Linked DNA regions of Homo sapiens: all the other regions are linked to region 2. A link is a loop called in an ENCODE intact Hi-C map of the cell type or tissue named here. Cell type or tissue: GM12878. All regions are shown on one strand.

Evidence for each region. Peaks named below come from ENCODE experiments on the same cell type or tissue, not always from the same donor. Only the 100,000 strongest peaks of a DNase experiment are listed, where the experiment ranks them.
Region 1: it touches region 2 in a loop (2.1-fold over the local background); 1 of 110 quality-filtered maps calls a loop at or near these places.
Region 3: it touches region 2 in a loop (4-fold over the local background); 1 of 110 quality-filtered maps calls a loop at or near these places.

Annotation. Positions count from the first base shown.
Region 1 is chr5:161,258,315-161,266,314 of GRCh38, forward strand. No RefSeq gene overlaps it. Among named protein-coding and RNA genes, the nearest start is that of GABRB2, 280 kb to the right of the region's middle. In GM12878, no CTCF peak of the experiment used is centred here; a DNase peak (open chromatin) is centred at 3,561.
Region 2 is chr5:161,308,477-161,316,476 of GRCh38, forward strand. All of the region lies in intron 9 of GABRB2 (gamma-aminobutyric acid type A receptor subunit beta2), which reads right to left. Among named protein-coding and RNA genes, the nearest start is that of GABRB2, 230 kb to the right of the region's middle. RefSeq lists an enhancer at 2,836-3,065. In GM12878, no CTCF peak of the experiment used is centred here; DNase peaks (open chromatin) are centred at 3,045 and 3,683; H3K27ac peaks cover 2,140 bases.
Region 3 is chr5:161,369,927-161,377,926 of GRCh38, forward strand. The region is part of intron 5 of GABRB2 (gamma-aminobutyric acid type A receptor subunit beta2); the gene reads right to left. Among named protein-coding and RNA genes, the nearest start is that of GABRB2, 170 kb to the right of the region's middle. In GM12878, no CTCF peak of the experiment used is centred here; DNase peaks (open chromatin) are centred at 3,275 and 3,548; H3K27ac peaks cover 631 bases.

The DNA.
Region 1 (8,000 bases), 50 kb before region 2:
ATGCTGGGAGAGTAAGAGGGGCAGCAAAGTATGAGAAAAATCACAGGTAGGAAAAGAAAGCATGAGAGGACATAGTGTGAAGGCATGGCTGTCAGTAGTGTAGCCTGTGTACAAATCTCTGTTCTTTACCATATGATTTGTGACCTTGAACAAGTTTCTGAACCTCCTTGGACCTCTGTTTGCTCATTTAAAATGTGGATAATAATAGTACTGACTTCCCTCAGTGGTCATCAGTGGAGGATGAGATGATGTAGGTAAGTTCTCAAGACTGGGCACTTAGTAAGTGCTTAGTAAATATTAGCTAAAACTATTAGAGATGGAAAGATCTAGACCATTTCCTGTATGTAAATTGGTGAGTATGCTTAGATGTGTAAAGAGAAGGCATGCTTCCCTGTGCCTGTTTGTGACTGTCCTACTTTGCCTGACAGTGGCTCTTTTTTTGGGAGTGACATTTTAAATCAGTCCCCTCTGGTTTCTGGATAATGATGCTGCCTAATATAAAGGTTATCTCTCAGGATCACATCACTGTCCTGTGGCAGGTGGTGGCAATGGGTTAGATTAGATGTCAGCAATAGCTTAACTCCAGAAGATGCTAAGAAAATCAGTGATGCATAGCTTAACCTAAGCAGTAGTTCAACGTACCACACTTTTCTCCAACTCCCCGTGGTCTTCTCTCTCTGACTTTAGTTTTCTTTATTTTCTCCCCCCGTCCCCCTTCCCCTTTTCTCCTTTGAATTTGTCCCTGAGGGATGTGACTGTATTTTGAATCCAAACATGTATTATAGAAACACAGAAACAGATAAAAATTCTGCTTGGAGTTGAGACTGTGAGACAGTAAAGCAGATATTAAGGGTTATCAGAAGAGCAATATATCTCCAAATGTCAAATCTCTAAGAGTAAAGATCGGAGAAAGGAACCCACTGCCTTACAAACAAAAGATTTTGTGTGTACAATTTGAATGTCCTCACTTCTCCAACACTGTGTCATTTTTTAAGTCGACGAACACAATCTGAGTTCCCATCCTCCACAGCTGCAGGAAATCTGTCAGTTTCTCTCCTTTACCCTTGCAAGTCATTGTGGAAATCCTCTGGGAATGGCAACATATTGTGAAGATTCATTCTAGTTGCTTCTTGCTTTCTCTTACTCTCTTTACTATTCCTCTGATTATCTTTTCCTCCTATGGACACCCTTCCAGCCTACTTCACCCCACACGTGAACCAAACGTACGTCATCCCCCCCACCAACCATGGCTGACACCAGGTGATGGTGCTTAACCAAGCTGAACTAAAGGCTTAAGTGTAACATATAGAAATTTAAATGCAGAAATAGTACACTTCCACCTCTAGAACTGGCTATCAAATACCACTGTCCCCAGGGACCATGATTTCAGCTATTCTTGGGGGATCCCGAGGACTATCGTCCCTTCTTTCTCCTCTGCCCTGACCTACCACACTTTTGCAGATATGTATGTACTGCCCTCTTCTGACCCTTGCCCCTGCCAAGGCTTCCCTGTGGACACAGGAATCAAAATTAAAAATCAAAGTAATCCGTGTGGAGTCATACTCTGCCACTGATGAAGACAAGACGTTCAGCTCCCCATATCTGTACCCCTTCATTCCAGTATAGGCACTCAGCTTGACTTTGCAAAACTGAGATGTTTTCAGTGGCATATTTTTCCCAAAACAAGAGAAATGTGACTCTTAACATCAAGTTTAAGACTCTATGAAATCACAGAAAGTACTTAATAAAACTTGGCATTTAATTTCTCTACTTAAGGCTTCATTCTAAGATCCATTTCTTAGGTTGGGCTCAAGGTCAATGTCACTGGCATTCCTTCCTGGTCCAGACTCAGCCTGTGAGAAGCTTTTTCCAAATCTATGGCAGTGATAGTGGGCAGCATTCAGACCAGGACTGAAGAGATCTTTCTATCCCTTTCAGAACAAAACTTGGGAGTCTCAGATTTATTTTCCTGAAAAATAGTGTAATACCACATCTTTGTCCCTTTCTTTTTGGGAGAGAATTATTCATCCATAATAAGAAATTATTAGTATATTTTAGATAAGCACTTCAATTACCCTTTCTTGACATTCATTAGTTTCTTCATAAGGATTTGAGGAAAAAATAGAGAGATCTGAAGAGGCTAGCACTTCAGCTTTCCCACATATGTACCATGAGCTAAATGTCACTGTGCCATTCATGTAGATGCCATTCAACTTATTTTTATCTGTTGTCTCTTACACAAAGGGTTTCAAATGTTTTACAATGAGAAAGATAAGAAGTAAGAGGAAGGTGTTTGACAAATTGGGAGGAGTTATTGCTGGGGAAACAGAATAAAAATGGCAAAGCAATTTACAAAGAGGGAGAGAAAACTGAACTGTAAATAATGAGCAAGTTTGGAATGCTTTCCTAATGTGAACTTTGTTTGTATAATATTTAGGGGATAGAAAGAGGAAAATATCCAAAAATGTAAGACAAAATACTTGCAATAACTATGTGGTTTAGGTAGGCTTGAAGGTGATCAGAATATAACACCACAAAATAAAATAAAGAGTAGAAGGTGCCATGAGAAAGGTAATAGGAGGCTGAGGAGTGAAGATGGCTTGAGCCTAAGAGTTTGAGATCAGCCTGGTCGACATATTGAGACCTTGTCTCAACTAAAAATCAGAAAAAAATTAGCTGTGTGTGGTGGCATGCACCTGCAGTCTCCCTGCTTAGAAGATTGAGATGGGAAGATTGCTTGAGCCCAGGAGGTCAAGGTTGCAGTGAGCAGTGATTGCACCACTGCTTTCCAGGCTGGGCGGTGGAGTGATAACCTGTCTCAACATAAATAAATAAATAAATAAATAAATAAATAAATAAATAAATAAATGTAATAATTTAGTAGAAATAAAAATATGTTTGTAAAAGTGACTTTATTAAAGAATAGAGTTGGTGAAAAGGTAGTGAAAGGTTTGTGTGGGTGAGGAGTGGAGTCCCCACTTTGTCCTTTTGGATGGAAATTTATCTGGGACACACAAAATGGCACCAAAGTCAGGCCATGTGTAACAAGCAAATGCAAAAACAAAGAATTTCTGTTGTTTACTAAGCCAAGACTCAATAAAGGAGGAGCTGTGAGCAGAAACATAGAAGATAAAATCCTAAAGGTAAGACAATCAATTCTGGAGATTGGAGGTATAAAACCCACAAAGCCCACTCAGTAGGCAGAGAGGCTGCCCTTTCCGAAGGCCTTAACCACTGTACTGTTCTGCCGGTCAATCTGTAACCCGTGAAAGTTAAGGGAAGCAGAGTAGGAGGAGGATACTATTGAATCGATCTCTCTGTGGCTTTGTTTGCCTAGAAAGTGCAGTATTATATTGTAATGGAAGTGTATCGGGTACAACTTTGCTGGATGCCAGACACTGTGCTGGGTTCTTTTCATTCATCATCTCTAACCTCTACCTCCACTCTGCATGCATTTTACAAATGAAGACTGAAATACAGATTCATATATGGTAGTGACTGGTGAAGCTGGGAACAATTAGGGCATTGTTGGAGGACTCAGTTAACAATTCTAATTAATAATAAACCAGGAACTTCTTTTATGAAACTGGGGTTTGGTCACAGGGCTTATCTTCTTCACCTTACAGAATATGCTGTGGAAGGTGCAGGAGTGTGGAAGTCCGAAGGCTCCAGTATATTTCTGTTTCTGTCACATATGACTTATGTGGTTTTAGAGGTTGTTTAACCTTTCCATGCCTCCTTATTCTTATCTATAAAATGAGTTTTGCTTCTATAGAATGGTATGGCAGTCAAATTTTACAGTGGCTGTGAAAGCCCTTTGGCAATGATTGCCAGTTCTGTGAGTAGTTATTTTGAATGACGGTGCCCTGATTTGGCCACGAGTATATTCTTGTTCTTCTTCTGTTCTAATGAATCTTCAGTTACTATCCATTTGTTTTAATCAAGATGAAGAAATAGGAAATTCTCAATCTAATAATAGCAAGAAATAGAAACTGACTTATGGTAAGTTACTAAAATGAGGTGTATTCTAAGAGTCCTGGATATTTTGTAAAACTTGATAAGTAGAGCCCCATACTTCATAAGGACAACTGCCAAGAACTCAAGCAATTTCTTTCCACTTCCTTTTTTCTTTTGACATTGGTATCTTGTAGACATTGGTTTAATCTTTTTCTTTTTAAGATCAGCTTCCCTGCCCATTTACCTACGTGCATATGGCCATTTCTTGCGACAATGGAAACCCCTGTAGTCTACATGATCCTTCATTTTGTCAGCCTTGCATCAGATTCTGTGTTTCAATTCTAAATTCCTAAAGGAGAGCATGTGAAAGGCTCAGGCTAGTTCAGGTATATGCCTCTGTCTTCAACCAGAGAGAGAGGTTCTGGGGCTGAGATTAAGTTCATCTTTTCTAGGCTACAATAGGACATTTGTTACAAGAGAGAAGTGGGGCTGAGGAAGAGGGCATTGGAAGAGGGTGTTATCATCTCTTCTCTAGGTGGGCACATTATATGTCTTACAATAAACCCAAAATGTTTTACATGTAGTATCTTTCTACATTAAAATGATCCTTTGATATACCAGAAATAAAGAGTAAGAAAAGATAAGTCACTTTTCCCAATATTAGTCAGGCATACTTGGATATAATTATGTCACTGAGAAGAGACCTAATGTCATTACAGGCCACGATAAGACATTTAGGATAATACACATTATCCTTTTACTGTACAGCACATGCACTCTCTGTGCTTTACAAATATACCCTACCAGGTAACTTTCATAGCTATAACCTTCTCTGATGCTGAAAATATTCCTTTAGGGTTACTGGAACCCCATAGACAGTGAATTGAAAAGGCAGAAATGCAGTTTTACTATTTCTTTGGACACCTGTAGAGAAATCATTGTCCTGGGTTTGATTTAATCAGCCAAGAGTGTTAAACTCTAAATATTTAAAATAGATAAGTGAATGATTCTTTAAGGATCATAAAGTTTCTTTGCATCCCTTGGCAAATGCATTATTTAAAACAGGACAATCACTCCAGTGTTTAAAAGTTGAGTTCTGCTCCAGGACATGGGCTTCTTGCCAGGAATGAGCAAAGTGCAATAACTTAGAAAAGGCTAATAACTGTGAAATGTTATTACATTATTTGGACACTGCTCTGAGAGAGACTAATAGCAGTGACTTTAATGTGTGAACTGCTGGGCTACAGAAGCAAACAGAACTGGTTTTCTGTCCATCAATAATTCCAAGGGATAACAGACCTTATTCAATTGTCCTGTGTGCAAGCCTCATCAGAATCTGCAGGCTTTTGGATTGCCCCAAAACACTGCCACAGGCTCTTTCCCATCTCCCCACTTTCCTTGGCTGAAGCACTGATTCTTTTTATGCTTGAAAAAGTTGAGACTGATGGAATTAGTTTTTGAATTGCTTAGAGAAGAAAAGTGTGGGACACTTTTGAAAAAGAAAGGTAAGGTGAGAAACAGCCATAGTGTGTCATAATAGCCACCTTTTGGGCAAAAATTCAACCCCATTCTCTCTGTCAGTTGCTGGAAGTGCCTCTCTGAATAACTTTATCTGGGCCAGGAGAAAAAGCTGAGCAATCTGGACTCATTACATTCTCTTCTCAGAGTTTGGAATTCATTTTTCAAAGAATTTAAAAGCTTCTTTCGAGTGAAAGAGAAAAGAATGAGTCAGACGTATACAACAAAAAGTAAAGAAGTGAGTTTACAAGTTTCCATAGAAAGAGAGAGTAAGAGTGGTCGCCGTGCTGGCTGATGGCTTTCCCTCTGCTGATTCATTGTAAAGCATCTCCTGCCTTTGGTTTCTGGGAGATAATTCTGAAATCTTAACTAAAACAATAAATACTAAAGTATTCATATGTGAGGTAGTAGGAACAGGTTTCTGTTACTTGTAACCAAAGGAGCTTTGAGATAATTGACAGCAAGTTGATAAGTCAATGAGAATGGAGAAAGGATGAGATAATAAGGAGATTAATTGAAGAGCCCTTTTACAAAGTTTCAAGACTTTGGTACTTATATTTATTTTGTTTGGGATTTTAAGCTTGTTTTTGAAGGACAAGTCTTACAAATTCCTCTTTTAGAAAATAGAAAATTGAGCAAAATAATTCTTTGCATTTTATTTTACTTATATAAAGCTAGTCAAGATATTAATTTGGGGGAACAAAATAATGAAGCCAGCTTACAAATTCTCAAAATGAATACTTGATTAAAGCAAACCTCTTCCTTGACAATCAAACTCAAAATGAGAGAAACTCTCTCAAAACAGAGCCCACGCTCTTCACCACAGAAACCATGGCCCAAAGAAATTATTTATTTTACATAATAGTGTGGCCACTTTTAATGATTATGGGTGTAACTGGTCATTTTCTTTAATAAGTATGAAGAGATAAGAATGACAAATCCACTATGTATAAGAGAAAAGACTGAATCAAGAGAACACATTGAAACAGAGGTATTGAAGATGGAGCCATTGCTCCTAAGACAAAAATAGAAGGAATGTTGATGGCTGCTGTCATTTCTCATTCAGAATCAGACAATTCTCAGTTGGGGGTGATAAAGAGCCAACAGCTTCTCAGTACCAAAACTGAGGAGAGATGTGATTGGGCAATACTATCATTTCTAGGGGGAGCAGCTAATAAGAATGTAAAAGATGAAAAAAACACATTTATTTGATATAGAATTGAACTATGTTATTAATGGAAAAAATCAATATTTGTCTTCATGACAGGTGACGAGTAAAGGGAACCAGCCGGACTAAGGCTGAGTGTTGAGAAATCTGATCTGTAATAGTGGGAATTACATTCACCCATGTTAATACAAACTTCCTACCATATCGAAGAAACAGATAAGACCATCATGAACATCCTGCTTATGCCTGAAGCAGTTGTTATGCTTCAGAAGACAGAAGCAATAGCCAAAAGGAAAACCTCCTAAGGAGAGAAGTTGGGTTACCAGCTGCATGAGGCAGTAAAAGTGGGATGATGAACTGCAAAAGACAATTACAGTTAAGAAAGTTGCGGTAATGGCATTCTGAGATTTTCTTATCCCATAAGTTGTGTATCTATGTTGTAGTCTAGGTGAAATAAAGTGACAGGGAAAGGTGTGGTTCAATAAATACCATTTCCTTTAAATTAGTAATTCTTGAATTTTAATGCGCCCATAAATTACTTTGGAATCTGGACAAAATGCAGATTATGATTCAACAGATCTGGGAAACGGCCCCAAATTCTGTTCCCAGGTGATTCCAGTACTTCAGGTTTGGGGACCACACTTTGAAAAGCAATTCTTTCCACTCTGTGGAGAAGTGACTGGCAGGATGTCATTGTCGACAGGGATGTTTTGAGGCAGAATCATCTTTGTTTACTCTCAGTACTAAGACTTTTTTTTTTTTTTTTTTTTTTTTTTTTTTTGAGACGGAGTCTCGCTCTGTCGCCCAGGCTGGAGTTCAGTGGTGCAATCTCGGCTCACTGCAAGCTCCACCTCCTGGGTTCATGCCATTCTCCTGCCTCAGCCTCCCCAGTAGCTGGGACTACAGGCACCCACCACCATGCCCTGCTAATTTTTCTTTTTTTGTATTTTTAGTAGAGATGGGGTTTCACTGTGTCCACAGGATGGTCTCGATCTCCTGACCTCGTGATCCACCCGCCTCAGCCTCCCAAAGTGCTGGGATTACAGGTGTCAGCCACTGTGCCTGGCCCTCAGTGCTAAGACTTCTATAGCTTGGGAGACAAAGAGAAGAGCCAGGTGCTGGTGAATGTAAGACTTAATTTAAGGTTGCCTTAAGACTCAAATTACTAAATTCTGAAATAAAAGAGGAAACATTACTATCATGCTTACAAAATAAAATGTATCCTAAGATAATGTAATGAATAGTTGTATGCCAACAGAGTACATAATCTAGATAAAGTGGAAAGATTTCTAGAAAAACTCAACCTATCAAAACTGACTCCAGAAGAAACAGATATTTTGGGTAGACTTATAAAAAG
Region 2 (8,000 bases):
TATTCTTCTCAGAACTAGAAAAAACTATCCATATAGAACCAAATTCCTAAAGTACCAAAAAGGAGCCCAAATAGCCAAGGCAATCATAAGCAAAAAGGACAAAGCTGGAGGCATCACTCTACCCGACTTCAAATTATGCTGTAGGGCTACAGTAATCAAAACAGCATGGTACTGGTACAAGAACAGACACATATACCAATGGAGCAGAATAGAGGACCCAGAAATAAGACCACACATCTACAACTATCTGATCTTCTACAAACCTGACAAAAACAAGCAATGGGGAAAGGAATCCTATTCAATAAATGTTGCTAGGATAACTGGCTAGCCATATGCAGATGATTGAAACTGAACACCTTCCTTACACTATGTACAAAAATTAACTCAAGACAGATTAAAGACTTAAATGTAAAACCTAAAATGATAAAAACCCAGAAAACAACCTAGGCAATACAATTCAGGACATAGACACAGTCAAAGACTTCATGATGAAGACACCAAAAGCAGTAACAACAACAGAAAGATTGACAAATGAGGTGTGATTAAACTAAAGAGCTCCTGCACGGCAAACAAAACTATCAACAGAGTAAACAACTTACAGAATGAGAGAACATTTTTGCAAACAATGCATCTGGCAAGGGTTTAATATCCAGCATCTATAAGAAACTTAAGCAAATTTACAAGACAAAAATAAACAACTCTATCAAAAAGTGGACAAAGTACACGAACAGACACTTTTCAAAAGAAGACACACATATGGCCAATAATCATATGAAAAAAAGCTTTACATCACTGATTATTGGAGAAATGCAAATCAAAACCACAATGAGATACCATCTCACACCAGTCAGAATGGTTATTATTAAAAAGTCAAAAAACAACAAATGCTGATGAAGTTGTGGAGAAAAAGGGATGCTTATACACTGTTGAAAGGAGTGTAAATTAGTTCAACCATTGTGGGAGACAGTGTGGCGATTTCCCAGAGACCTAAAGACAGAAATATCACTTGACCCAGCAATCCTATTACTGGGTATATACCCAAATGAGTGTAATTTTTTATATTATAAAGACACATGCACATGCATGTTAATTGTAGCACTATTCACAATAGCAAAGACATGAAATCAACCTAAATGCCCATCAGTGATAGACTAAATTTTTTTTTTTTTTTTGAGATGGAGTCTCGCTCTGTTGCTCAGGCTGGAGTGCAGTGGCGTGATCTCGGCTCACTGCAAGCTCCGCCTCCCAGGTTCATGCCATTCTCCTGCCTCAGCCTCCTGAGTAGCTAGGACTACAGGCGCCCGCCACTATGCCCAACTAATTTTTTTGTATTTTTAGTAGAGACGGGGTTTCACCGTGTTAGCCAGGATGGTCTCGATCTCCTGACCTCGTGATCTGCCCATCTCGGCCTCCCAAAGTGCTGGGATTACAGGCTTGAGCCACCGCGCCTGGCCCTAAATTTTTTAAAAAAGTGGTACATATATACTCTGGAATACTATGCAGCTATAAAAAAGAAAAACGTTACATCCTTTGCAGGGACATGGATGGAGCTGGAGGCCATTATCCTTAGCAAACTAATGCAAGAACAGAAAATCAAATGCTACATGTTCTCATTTATAAGTGGTAGCTAAATAATGAGAACACATGGTCACATTGAGGGGAACAACACACACTAGGGCCTTCTAGAGGATGGAGGGTGGGAGAAGGGAGAGGATCAGGAAAAAACTAATGGGTACTAGGCTTAATACCTGAGTGATCAAATAATCTGTACAACAAACCCCCATGACACAAGCTTACCTATGAAACAAACCTGCACGTGTACCCCTGAACTTAAAATAGAAGTTAAAAAATAGAGAAATGAAAGGAAAGTTTTCTTGAAGCCTTTGTATAAAAATAAATCTCCATCTCTCTTAGATATGAATGGAGAAACATGAAGCCTTGTTGCTACTGGAAGCCACCTTATCTCAGAACAAGAAATCATTACCAAGATTTCTGGCTGGCTTGCTTGTTTCTCTCTCTCTCTTTCTTCCCATGCCTATGCATGATTTTTCATAGGCCAGATACATTAAAGATGAGTGGAAAATCAGAAAAGCCTCATTATCACAAACTCAAAATTGCAATCATTTCAGTTAAAATTCAACCTAGGACGATGGCATGGTTTCTTTCGTGTACACACACATGCACACGCACGCGCACGCGCGCACACACACACACACACACACAGATTTTTTAATATCTTTTTCAAAAAATAAAAAACTTCAAAGAAAGTTTAAAGTTATGCTACAGCATTTTTTTTTTTTTTTTGAGATGGAGTCTCGCTCTGTCGCCCAGGCTGGAGTGCAGTGGCGCAATCTCGGCTCACTGCAAGCTCCACCTCCCAAGTTCACGCCGTTCTCCTGCCTCAGCCTCCAGTAGCTGGGATTACAGGCGTCCACCACCACGCCCGGCTAATTTTTTGTATTTTTAGTAGAGACGGGGTTTCACCGTGTTAGCCAAGATGGTCTCGATCTCCTCACCTCGTGATCTGCCCGCCTCGGCCTCCCAAAGTGCTGGGATTACAGGTATGAGCCACCACGCCTGGCCGTTATCCTAAAGCAATTTTAACAAAAATGCCCTCATGTAAGTCCCCTAGGTTTTGTCTAACTGCTTTCATATCTTTGATCTCCTTGCCATCTACACCATTAGAATATATTTGACATACCAGGCATGGACTTCCTCATCTCATGGATAATAAAACTAAAGGTCCTGAGAAATATTTTTCCACAAAGTTGCAGAGCTTTTCAGAGACTTAGCTAGGCTGAGTAACCCTGGCTTCTTGAATTCAAATTGGATTCTATGGCTGCCAATAATAGAACTGAAGAAAGATATTTTAAAACAGCTTCACACGCAATCTGTGATTCAAATGTGCAACTCAGATAGAGAAATCTAGATTTATATTCCAGCTTTATTTAGTCCTAGTTCTACCACTAACTTGGTTATGTGACCCTGAGCAAGTCACTGAAATTTCTGGGTTTCAATTTCTGTACGTAAAAGTGAAAGAGTATCTTCAGGTAGGTTTCCTGTTCTTAAACCTGTGTTAGGCACTGCTAATTGACCAGCTGGTCTCAGACTCAACTACAGAATCCTCAGTGTAGTTCTCAAGGCAGCAACCAAGAGATATTCTGAGTTGGTACTTCAGGTATAACTCATTTACATTTCCTAGGATGGATCTTTGCTATTTAATTTAGTCCACAGATCAGCTGCTTTGGCATCTCTGGGAAGTTTTTTAAAAATGCAGAATCTCAAGCCTTACCCTAGACCTACTGAATAAGAATCTGCATTTTCATAAGATCCCTAGGTCATTTTTATGCATGTTAAAGATGAAGAAGCACGGGGCTAGATAATATCTTAGATCCCTTAAAGTTATAAAAGTCAATGACTATAGGATTTATAAAACAGGTGTTACAGGGAAGAATTTTCCAAGAACCTTGGTTACCTCTCCAAGTCTGCTAAATGGTCTTCATCTATTTGGTAAAGGGTAGAAGAGTTAATCAGTAATGTTTTGTGTGTGTGTGTGTGTGTGTGTGTGCTCCCCTTTCAGAATGCTAAATCAATCTCAACCAAGGTACTGACTAAACCCTCAGGGGAGTCTAAGATGTAGAGGGAACTATGAATTCACCTCACCCAGGGATGCCTTGTGCAGCTGCAGTCTGATGGCTTCTGTGCATTTGGCCAATTACACAGTGAATTACCCCAGTGAGTATTCGTCAAATGCACCATCCGCTCTCACTCCTCAACTCCCTTGTTAGAATTCTTGTTAATTTGACACAGCCTTGTCAAATATCTCTCTCTTTCATTCTAACACCAAATTACCCTTAGCTCTGAGATCTGAAGATGACGGCAGACAGTGAAAGTTGCTAACTTTATAAAACATAAGCTGCAAGTTGAGTTGGGAAATTAAGAAAATTATAAATTTAGAAAGGTAAGAAGGAAGGTCAACCCCAGCTGATAATCTGATGCTTTGCCAAAGAATAAAATCTCAGCTAGATTCTGGGTCAAATATTGAAAACTCTCAAAACAAAACAAAAAATACCTGGATTCAAATCCCAGGTTTGCCACTAACTAGCTGTGTGAATGAATACGTTACTTTTCTCTGGGCCTCAACTTTTTCACGTTAGTAAAATTAGAGCACATCAGTAAAACTGAGAATATATCACCTAGTGAACCAGCAAGATTTAAAGTTTTGTGAGCATCGAGTCGTTTTGGAAATTTGCCGAAATTTGTATTATTAGGCAAACAGAAATTCTGATTCAGCAAATCCAGGGATGAGGGACTTTACATTCTTAGATTGTTGATTCTGATGTTACAGTCTGAGAATGAACCTCTCTATAAAGTGCTGTTATGGGGCAGTGGACGATAAGAGATAACTCAACCAGAGCAGCTCCTGGCTTTATGTAAGCTCTTGGTAAACACTAGCTTCTGAAAGACATCATTAGCAGTCCAGATAGTGGAAGTGGCTTGCTCGATTTTACACTGTGGGTAGGAGAAGGGATAGAACCTTTTCTACTGCACCGGAATGGTTTCCTTTGTGCTAGCATTTCTCAGATCAGCTTTGTTGGAACAATGCCAGGGACTGAGGAAGGATGCAGGTCAAGCTGTTATGTCCTGTGAAGTCAAGGAATGAGAAGCAGTGCTGCAGAATGAGCCCGCGATACTGGAGGCCTGGAATAGAGTCTCGTGTTTGTTATATAACTGCTCTGTGACCTTAGACTAGTAACTCCCTCCTCTAGGTATCAGTCTTTTCATTTACAAAATGATAGAATCCTTTAAACCTCTTTCCAGGGTTAAATTACTGTAATTCTATGGTAGACACATACATTCTGGTTGGACTGAGCAGCTCTTTGCGCCCCTCCCCACTACGTTTTTTTCAGATGGAATGTACCTTTTACTGTGTGAATCTTTTCCTCAACATGCATCTGAAGAAAACACCTCCGTCCTCTGAAACTCAGCAGCATGTATTATCTGTACCATAGACTATTCATTCTGATTAATGATTCAAAAAACACCACCACCGAGACAGTGGACTGACTGCCGTTAGACTGAGAGAGCCAATGCTACTGAATTTAGAAATAGATCTTAGGAAAATGGGAAAAGTCAGAGTTCTGCCCTTGTGATCACTTTCCTGGTAGATATCAACTTCAAAGTTACCACCTTCCAAATGGCAGCTGCTGTTCCAAGCACTTCCCCTGTGCTTCTTCATGTGATCCTTAAGACATGTTTCCAGGGTGGGACTGTAAGCCCCATTTTACAAATGAGGGAACTGGTGCTCTGAGCGCTTTCCTATCCTCACATAGTGATTAAGGGACAGTCTTGGGGCTTGGATTCTGGGCTTTCTCCAATCTATAATCGAGTAGGTTTGATTATGTTCAGGACTGCCCGTGCTCTTAACTGTTGGCTTGGTCTCCAAGAGGATTAGTTTAATAAATATTTGCTGATCAACACATTGGTGATGTGCCTCCCAAACTTTGTGAGAAAAGTTTCGTGTTATACTGCAGCTGGCTGCATCAGGGTAGCAATGTGAAGCTGAAAGGCTCTCACGGGAATGCAGCCCATGTCTGTGGCTTCAGAGACCAACATTTTCCACTAAACAACTGAAGTCAACAATCCTGGATCACGGGCTAAGGAAATCTGAAATCCTCTGTCACATGTGAGGACTCACTATTACAGTGTGCTTTCAAGGTGGCAGCTGGGGTTAGCAGGCTTGCCCTCTCATGACTCATAGATGCTTAACCTGAACCCTCTTTAGGGAGCCACAGTAGGTACCCTCTGACTCAAGGCAGCATGCCTGCTTTAGTGCCCTTGAAACCGGTCCAACTTCCAGAAATTTTCTGCAGTAGAAGCTAGCAGAAGTGTTGAGAGGCAAAGAGACAGCTTGTTTATTGCTGAGGGAGATTTCAGGATTATGTCAGGTCCATTTTTGTTATGTCTCCCTAGGTGCCCTTTGCCAAAACTAAGTAAGCATCAAGTAATCCTGCAAACCTCTTCTCAGCAGAGGCCATAAAAAGTTCCTAATTTCTATAGGAGCACAAGACTTGCTGGAGGTATTGTACTTGTTTTATTTTGACAAAATAATTGAATATAATAATAAAATGGTAATAAAAAATTAATGCCAGCCCTTGATTCCCAAAGCTGTTCATGGAAAACAGTTTCTCTCTCTCTCTTTCTCTCTCCCCCCTCTTTCTGCCATCTCCCTTCCTTCCTCCCTTTGTTCTTTCCCTCCCTCCTTCCTTCCTTCCTTTTCTTTCAATAAATAGTCCATAATCTTTCCAGAATTTTCCCAGTGAGAACTACTTTCATGATACCAGAATTTCCTAGGATCTGCTATCGATATATTGACTGATAAAAAAGGAAAGAACGAAATAAATTAAATGTTAATAATATATGTAAGTCTCATACTAACTTTGGGGGGCTTTAAAAAGGTAATCTTTGTCTTAAGATTGAAAACTATGGCACATTTTTCCTTAAAGGCTATGTTAATAATCCACTAGAGGTGGATTTGGCTTCTGGTAGTGATCTAGTAATATGGTAGAAGTATGTTAGTATTGTTGTGTTTCAAATTCTAGAATAAAAATTGAGCATAAAAATAGGCAAAATATTACTGCATGCTTTGAAAAAACCACATGGCATTACATATAAACTTTTAAGTGATTTATTATATTTGGTTTAGTGCTGAGCTAGGTATTCTGACAGAATAAATATGTTTACAAAATTTAACTTATTGATTGTGATTCTTATGCTTGGAAGAAACCCAATTGAAAGAAAATTAGTCATAGTTAAGTCTTTCACTCTTTGCAGGGCAGGAGATGTCCAGGTTCACTGAATCAGGTGCGATTTAGAGAGAAACTGACTGCATTAATAAAATACATGGCAGGAAGATTCAAGGGCTTTGGTCCTGGGAGCATGTTTCATCAATGACTTCCTAGGTGTCTTTTTTCATTTTCTCATCTATAAAATGGGGATTATATCTACCTTCTGTATATCTAGTGATTATTGAGATAAATGAAAATGATATCAGGACCCATTATTATTATAATCTAATGTGCCTGACTGCTTGGTTATTTATTACTTTACAACTTAGAAAATATATAATTTGCATTCTAATTTATCCAGTGTAAGAAGCATCTTTTTATGGATTTTTAAATTATTATTTGTTATAGATACATAGTAATTATACATATTTATGGTGTACATGTGATATCTTGGTACATACAATGTGTAATTATCAAGTCAGAGAAATCAACCACCTCAAACATGTATCATTTCCTTGTGTCAAGAACATTTTAGGTCTTCTTGCTATTTTGAAATATACGATAAATCTTTATAGATGCATCATTTTTAGGACAGAAATCACATCCGAAGCACATTAAATTGTTGCTAACACGAGGAATTATTTTATAATATTTCTTTCCATAGACATTTTTCATATTTCCAAAGGGAAACTTGTTAAAGCGAATAGGTTTTAAATAACAGTAAGATGTATACTCTTTGTAAGTGTATATAAATTGTACATTAATTACCACTCATTTGTAGTAGAAATAAATGAAAGTAGGTTTAACTGAAAGGAGGTAATGAGACTGATGAAATGCAGACAAGGAAACAATGAGTATCTTAGAGCTATGTAATTTTGAGGTTACTGGATGAGATCTTGATGATCACATCCTTATTTTTTGACAGAGGTTGACATTTCTGATATCACATATATGGCTCCTCAGAGTTGAGACCTGAAGCCTGAGACTCCTGAACCTCAGTCTGCTGCAGTGAGGTAGATAATTAATTTGTCTTCGTGAAGACCCATATCTGCAGAGCCATGAGCAACACTGCTATAGGTACATCCAAGATTGGAAAAAAAAAATATTAGAGGTGACTTTGTCTAAATGTGTCACTGGAATCTTGACTCTCTGGTGATAGCATTGCAAGAAAGGCGGTCAGCATGGGTTTGCCTACACCCAAGGCAGGGCAGT
Region 3 (8,000 bases), 61 kb after region 2:
TTTCAAAATAAATTAAATTGTCTCTGCTTGCCAGGCTCCTCCTTTCAACCTGCTGAAGACCAACTCATGACCAGAATCTCTGGGTAAGATCTAAGTTATCATCTCAGTGATGGCTAAAGTTCAGTATGATGAAACTTTCAGCAGGGCTAAAAATCTTAAGACCAAATTATGAAGAAGAAAAACACAAGGTAAGACTTAGTTCAGTGTTGCATGGCATTGGGATATGACCTTGTCAAGAAGATATTTCCTTTTCAAAAATGAAATAGCAAAAAAGTCTAGATTACTTACAGGAAAACAAAGATAGACTTGCTAAAAAGGAGGACTATAGTGAGTTAAAGCAAGTATCATTTGGTGTCCTGTGCTTTTGTTAAGCAGTAGGTAAGCTTAGCTCAGTCTACCCATCACAGTGATGATAAATCTGAATTTAACTCCAGTTTTGAGAGGCTAGCTTCTGCAGAAGTAGAGTTGAAAATAATTCTAGGAGAACTACGTGACTTGGGATGGCCTATGTGGGAAGAGAAAAGTGAACAGATCTACCGCCTCCATTTGTTAAAATGTGCCAGGGGCTTTGTGGCCAAACTCTGTAGATCTGTCATTTCACCTAGAGAAAACTGCTCTGTGACTTCCTATGGGCTCTGGATCATCCAAAAAATCTTCTCTCCTTCTTCTCTCCCAGCATTCAATTAGGACTTTTGGCAAGACTGGGTACTCAGTGTCTTCCAGCAAGAGACTGAAATCTTCTGCAGCTTGTAAATAAACTTAACAATTTAATAGTCTAGATACTTCAGAAATCCTCCTGCCATGTAGGTGGCAATAAAACCTGAAGTCAACAGGCAGAGGCCACCTTTATTACTCACCGGAAAATTTAACATGGAAGAGTACCCAAGTGGCCATTAAAAATGTCCTCTTAATTATAGGTTGGTGGAAAGAGCCATCCATGTGAACAAGTAACCCCAGACTTTACGTTTTGGAAAAGTCAGCAACGACTTTGCTATAAATTTCCCAGAGAGCAAGAAATAATGTTCCTAACCTGTTTTTCAAAAAATCATGTAGCAGTATGTTAGTATTATTTAAGAGTTCTAAGGTTAGAATAATTCCTACACTTTTTCTCACTTCTTCCTCCTCTTAGCTCTGACAGCTGGTCAGACTGGGCACTAAGAGAGTGTTAAGACATATTCTTGCCTCCAACCCCCTCTCTGACAAGAATCAATCTCCAGAATATAACAGGGTGGATTACAAGGCTGTTATTACAAGACAATACTTTGTTTCTGACCCATGATCTGGGCAGAAACTCTCTTGAAAATATACTTTTAGAAAGACCTCAAAGTTAAAAGACAGGAAAAATAATGACTAATTGTTTAAATATATATTTAAGCCATAAAGAACTGTCCTATAATAATAATCTACATGTATGTATATCTGTATGCATGCATCTGTCTATTTTAGGCCATTTCTAAAATATGTATCTAAGGAGAAGATACAATTCAATCTCTTTTAATAGCCTTCAGTGCATCTTTGCACCAGAAATGAAAAAGCTTATTGGTTTGAATTTCTATGAAAAGAAAGTGCTGATGGGATGATACAGCATAGCACCCCAATCAGCCTATGCAACAGAGCCTTATTCTAGAGCTGGTTGTCAGGAACAAGGGCAAGATCAGGTAATACATTTTCTATGAGATATTGAAAGGAGATAAATTTTAAATTTAATGCTAAAAGTCTGAGGATAAAGAGGGGGTAAAGTCCTGATACTAGAACCAAGGGAAAGCCAACTATATGGCTCATAAAAATGTTGGGGTTTTTTTTTATTGTTTTTGAGACAGGGTCTCACTCTGTAGCCCAGGCTGGAGTGCATTGGGGCAATCACAGCTCACTGCAGCCACGACCTCCCAAGCTCTAGCGATCCTCCCTCCTCAACCTCCTGAGTAGCTAGAATCACAGGTGTGCACCACTATGCGTGGCTATTTTTATTTTTATTTTTATTTTTGTAGAGACAGGGTCTCCTTATGTTGCCCAGACTGATCTTGAACTCCTGGGCTCAAGTAATCCTCCCCTCTCAACCTCCCAAACTGTTGGGATTACAGGCATGTGTCACTGCACCTGTCCATAAAAATGTTTTATAATGAGATAAATTCTATGATTACCTAGTCGATTAAATCCTTTTTCATTTGTTTTACTTGGAATTGGTAAACAGGCCAAATCAGATCTGCAGATGTGTTGCTCTGGACCACCCACAGTATTTTATTTTTTAAAAAATTACTTGCCAAAATTTTCAGGTCCTCATTTTATATAATTGAACTTGCAACTTCTCTTTGAAAAATTAGGAAGTGTGGACCCACTGGGGCTGCATCCCTGAAAAGGATGCCCCTGCATGGCCAGGATCATCTGCAGCTGATGGTGCCTGCCCTCTTTAGGAGGAAGAATGTGCTCTTTTACTTATGCCTAGTCCCCATCACCCCCTTTTGTTGTATACATGGTTAGGCTTACTTTTTTTCTTAACTCCCTAATCGCAATAGGTGTTTGACATGATAGCTCCTATTTGGGGCTGTTTCTAAAATGTGGCTGTAAGTCTGGGAAACTTACTCATTTACATCTTCCCTAAAACCCAGGATAACTTAGCATCCACTGAGGTATGTCTCCCCCTTTTCTTATACTGTTCTGCCCTCAAAGGGAAGCATTCATGTCCCTGTCTTCCCCTATCAGTATTATTTAGATAATATTAACAATAATAAAAGCAGTTAGTATTTACTCAATGCTTACTCTGTTCCAGACACTGTTCTAGGCATGCTACAGAATTCATTCATTCATTTAAAATTCACATCAATTCCAGCTGGGTATTGTAATTCCCTTTTTTACAGATAAAGCAATTAAAGGACCAGTTATGAAAGCAGGGGCAGAGTCAGGCTGTGTACCGAGCAGTGTGACTTCAGAGCCTGCATTCCTCTCTGCTATGCTGCATGCACTAAGCTCTCCTGCATTAAAATCATGGGAACAGTGTGTCTCCATTCAGGGAATAAGTAGCTCCCAGCATGTTTAGGAAGAAAGCACTAACATAGGACATTTATTTATAGAAAAATTCAACACAGTGAAGTGCTATGAGTATCAAGTATTCCAAAGCAACACACTTGCTATTGTATATATTGATGCTTATTTTTTTTTCCACTTAGAAATTCCTAACCGTATGCAAATGTGTGTTACATAAAGACATCCCTTGGGCATCCAAGTGCAGTCAACATGGGTAAATAGTCATTAAAAGAAAACCAAAAGACCCAAGCAAAAGTCCCTTCTCATCTCATACACAAGATATATTAGTCACAGACATGCAAGTTCTGCCTTTCTGGTCTTACTGTCCCCACACATTCCCACTGATTCTGTGACTTGCAGAAGCATTTCAAACAGACAATGTATTTCAAGGGAATCAAATTCAGTACACTCATAAAATTAAGAAGAAGACTAAACAATATATAATATGCCCAACAGCACTGGTATTATCAGTTCCAGAACCATGCTCTTTTGGGGCTCATATCTGAGGAGAACCTCATCTAAAAAAAACCCACCTCCCACATATTGTTCCACTGATCAAACCCATTTTATCAGCCACTGTGTACCAACCCTTTCTACTTTCACTTTGCAACATTTTTCTCACTGTCTCTTGATAACAGGCCTTTTTTTGGAATAGATTCCTAAGTGTCAGAAGTATTGAGGACTGTTCTAAACAAAGAAGATGGGAAACTAAAGTATTTTGATTCTTTCTCAGTTATTATATATTCCCAGCTCTAGCCTCTGTGCATGCCAGGTCTTTGCTGCCTCTGAGTTTATTCTACAGCTTTTCCTCCTTTATGGTCCAACTCATCAGTAAGCAACTTCCAGCCTTTTCAGAGCACAGCAAAGTCTTTATTCTCTAAACCACAGTGCTTCAAGTCTACGCCACTCCCTTGAGTTCCTTCTTTACCATCTCCTTCACGTTGTTGTCTCCAGTTCAGTCTTCTCGTCTTCTTTATTTTATTTTATTTTATTTTATTAATTTTATTTTTGTTGAGACTGAGTTTTGCTCGTGTTGCCCAGGCTGGAGTGCAGTGGCACGATCTCGGCTCACTGCAATCTCTGCCTCCTGGGTTAAAGCAATTGTCCTGCCTCAGCTTTCCTGAGTAGCTAGGATTACAGGCATGTGCCACCATGCCCTGCTAATTTTGTATTTCTAGTAGAGACGGGGTTTCTCCATGTTGGTCAGGCTGGTCTCGAACTCCTGATCTCAGATGATCCGTTGGCCTCGGCCTCCCAAAGTGCTGGGATTACAGGCATGAGCCACCACGCCTGGCCCCAGTCTTCTCTTTTGAGCTCTATCCTATTGAATCCAAGTGCCTTCTTGATATTTCATCTAGCATCACCTCAAACTTAACATGCTCAAAATGGAAATCTTGATTCCTAGGACAGACTATTAATAGTTCCTCACATAATGGTCCCTACTTGTAAATGAAACATCCTTTCAATTATTCATCCATAACTCCTCAGTTCTCTCAAGCTGTTCATTGAACCCATCAGCATACTGCATTGGCACTGTCTTCTAAATATACCTAAGATCCAATCATTTCTTACAAACTCCACCCTGTCAAAGCTATCAGATCTGGAGGCAATTAGCAAAAGCCTTCAAACTGGTTACTGTAGAGTCTTTGCATTTAATTTAGTTTCTTCCTAGGCATGCTGTTTACTCAATAAACACATGACTCAATACCTAACTTCCTTCTGTTCTCTGTTCAAATCCTACCTTATTGGATTGACCTTTCATGATCACTGTATATTGCTTAGCAGTTTTTTCCTCATTACTCTGTTTCCCTACATGGTCTTACTGATCTTCATGGGTACACATAACTATACACCACATTATATATTTATTAGTTTGTTATCTGCTTCCTCTATTACAGTATTATCTCCTTAAGCCCAATAATTTTTTTAATTGCTTATATTCAGCTTATTGCTGAGGACAGGGCTCATGGTGCGTAGTAGACATCCAATAAAGATTTGCTGAATAGATAAATAAATAAATATTCCTGCTAGACAAAAAGTCATTTTTTGCATGTTTTACTATTGCTAACCATGTATAGTTCAGCGTGAGAGACAAAATGATATTTAGAAACTGATTATTTGCTTTTCACATACTTCATTTTTCAGGAAGCTATTTGTGTGCATGAGCTGAGTCCTAGTCGTCTTCCAGGGCTCAGACACTAACATACATCACAGCCCACAGTAAGCATTCAATGACTATTTACCAAATGAATGACTTGAAAGCACCAAGGGGAAAGAGAGCAAGTTTAAATCTTCATGATACAGGTTACAAAGAATTGGCCAGGGGACTAAATCTTATAACAGTGAGTGTCGCTTAAATATAATTTCATATAAAAATTTAGGTGTCTAGTTTCCCTTGAAAAATCAGAAGATCTAGCAACAGCGGGTTGGTGTTCCCTTCAAGGAGTAATCAGGGGAGTGGAAGAATGGCTCATTGTTTCAGAAATGGTATGTGACTGTGATACTGTCTCTGCATTTCCTACTTCTCTCATGGATGTTGCTCCCCAGAGCCTTATGGTGGTTTGTCTTTGTGATTCTTCCTTTGCACAAATAACAATCCACCTCATCCCATAATTAAATAGCTTCTGAATGAACAACATTATAGCAAGAGTAAGAACGAGGCTTTTGGAGTCAAACAGGCTTTGTTTTCAGCACCAGCACTATCTTTCTAGCTGTGGGATTAGAATAACTATTACTTCAGTTCTGTAAACCTCCATTTTCTCATACTTAAGACAGGGGAAACACAATAACATCATACGGTTTAAATGAGATAATGCTTTTAAATAGCCCAGCATTTAAAAATACTCAATGGGTGTTAGCTATGATGTCAATAATGATGAAGAAGATGATGATTATTATAATGACTAGGATGATGATTCTTGACCAACCAGGATAAAAAAGTACTACTATCTCTGGCTAATCATTAGAAAATGTAATCATTGCTTTAGGTTCTGTCATTAACCTTAGCCTTCTGTTGCTTATTCTATTTAATCCATAGTCAAGATGAAACATCTCCTTGGATAAAAATGTGCATCTTGATCCTTTTAAAAATTATTTATTCCATAATACCCTCAGGATTTAGCCACATAGTCTAAAATCTATTAAGTAAAAAAAATTTAAATGGTTCTGCATTCATCACTGAAATAATCAAATCTAAAATCTGAAATCATGCATTGGGGATCACAAAGGCACAGCCTCATCCATCTTTTAAGCAGAAATAGAAAAATAAAAGGGGAAGTGGGAACTCCTCTCTTAAAGACATGTGATGGGTTGATGGACAGATAACTAATTAAACTTAGTTTATGCGAGCAATGGAGCTGACTTTCTATACATGAAAATGTTTGAATTAGAATCAACCATGGTGTCAAGAGAATTCTAGGATACAGAGGAATTTGAACTTTATAAGACCTGACCAAATGCATAGATAGCAAGGTCCATCAGAGGTAAAGTGGAAAATGAAGCCCACATGTGAAAAGACGAGAAAAAAATGCCTTTTTCCTAAGTTGAGGAAAGATAATAAAAAAAGATATTCAAGAGATATTGAGGGAGTGAGGTTGCAGAAACTCTAAAACTTTTGGTTTCATGTGCTGTTCATGTAAGGATATTTATGTGCTGCTGGATTTTGTAGGAAATTAGCTAATAGGTTAATTGAATATAAATTTATAACTAAATATATCTTATCTGCAGTAAAACATAATAATCCCAGCCCAACATTAACCAATACACTGAATGTTCATAAAAAACAATATAAACTGCCATATACCCTAATTCCTGCAATGCATTTTAATTACTGCTGTAATTATGGTAAATTCCACTGCAGGTGCAAGGCAAATGGGCCATGTGATAGAAGTAGGGAGAAAATAAATATGTACCCTGCATTTTAAAATGTTTGAAAAGGTAGCTTGGGTATATATAACAAAAAGAATTTATATAGAAACATCAAAAATGAGCAGGGAGGAAAAGAAGAAAAAAACAAAGAAGAAGGAATAAAAAGTAGGAATGGAACCTAGGGCAGCTAGGACAGGTTATTAATATAACCATGTAATAATATTCAAAGCTTTATCTAAATTAAGAAAAACTATTTTAACTATTTCTGCTCTGTATATGAAATAAAGCATTTAAAAAATTTAAGTCATAATTGGCAAGCTTTAAATAAGTTTTGGTAAATGATCTTTTAAAAATATATATGGGCATAAACATCACTTAATGAGTTTTGAGTGTCTGTAGAATCACTGTGTTTGCAGGCTGACACTCATGTGGAATCAGCTTTTGTAGCCCAGCAGCATTTTGTAAAACCCTAATGAAGGAACAGGGCCTCTGTATCTTGAATCTGCCTCCCTAAAGGTAATCATCATCCCTTATCTTCAGGAATTAGTCATAAGTCTTTGAAGTAAGCTTTTCATTTTTATAGAGAATGTTTACTGATGGAGAAATATAACACATGATGCTGTTACTGAGAGATTAAACCTGTATTACTGAGAAAAGAGTATCCTCAGCAATAAATGTAATTAAAAATCATTCTACCTGAAAAGATTTTTTCTCTATTTAGTGACTTGAAGGTTTTATAAAAAGAAAACAAAACAAAGTTTCTAATGCCTGCTGAACAGAAATGATTAAGAATTGTTTTAGATTGCAACTTCTTTGATGGCAGGGGTTACTTTAAACTGGAAAGCAATTTACAAAATATTCCAGAGTAAGTGTTCAATATATTATTAAATTACTTGTTTTCACCAACTTATGTGTGGCATAGGATCCTAGAGATTTCAACATTTATTTTTCCCCTTAAAAATAGCCCTTTATTAAATTTATAAACCAGTAATTTGGTACGTGAATCTAATTTCCTATAAAAAACACACAGTGTCTACATTTGCAGATCAACTTATAAATATTTTATATATGTTTAATTTGTGTAAAATATTTATGTAATACATATTTGTATG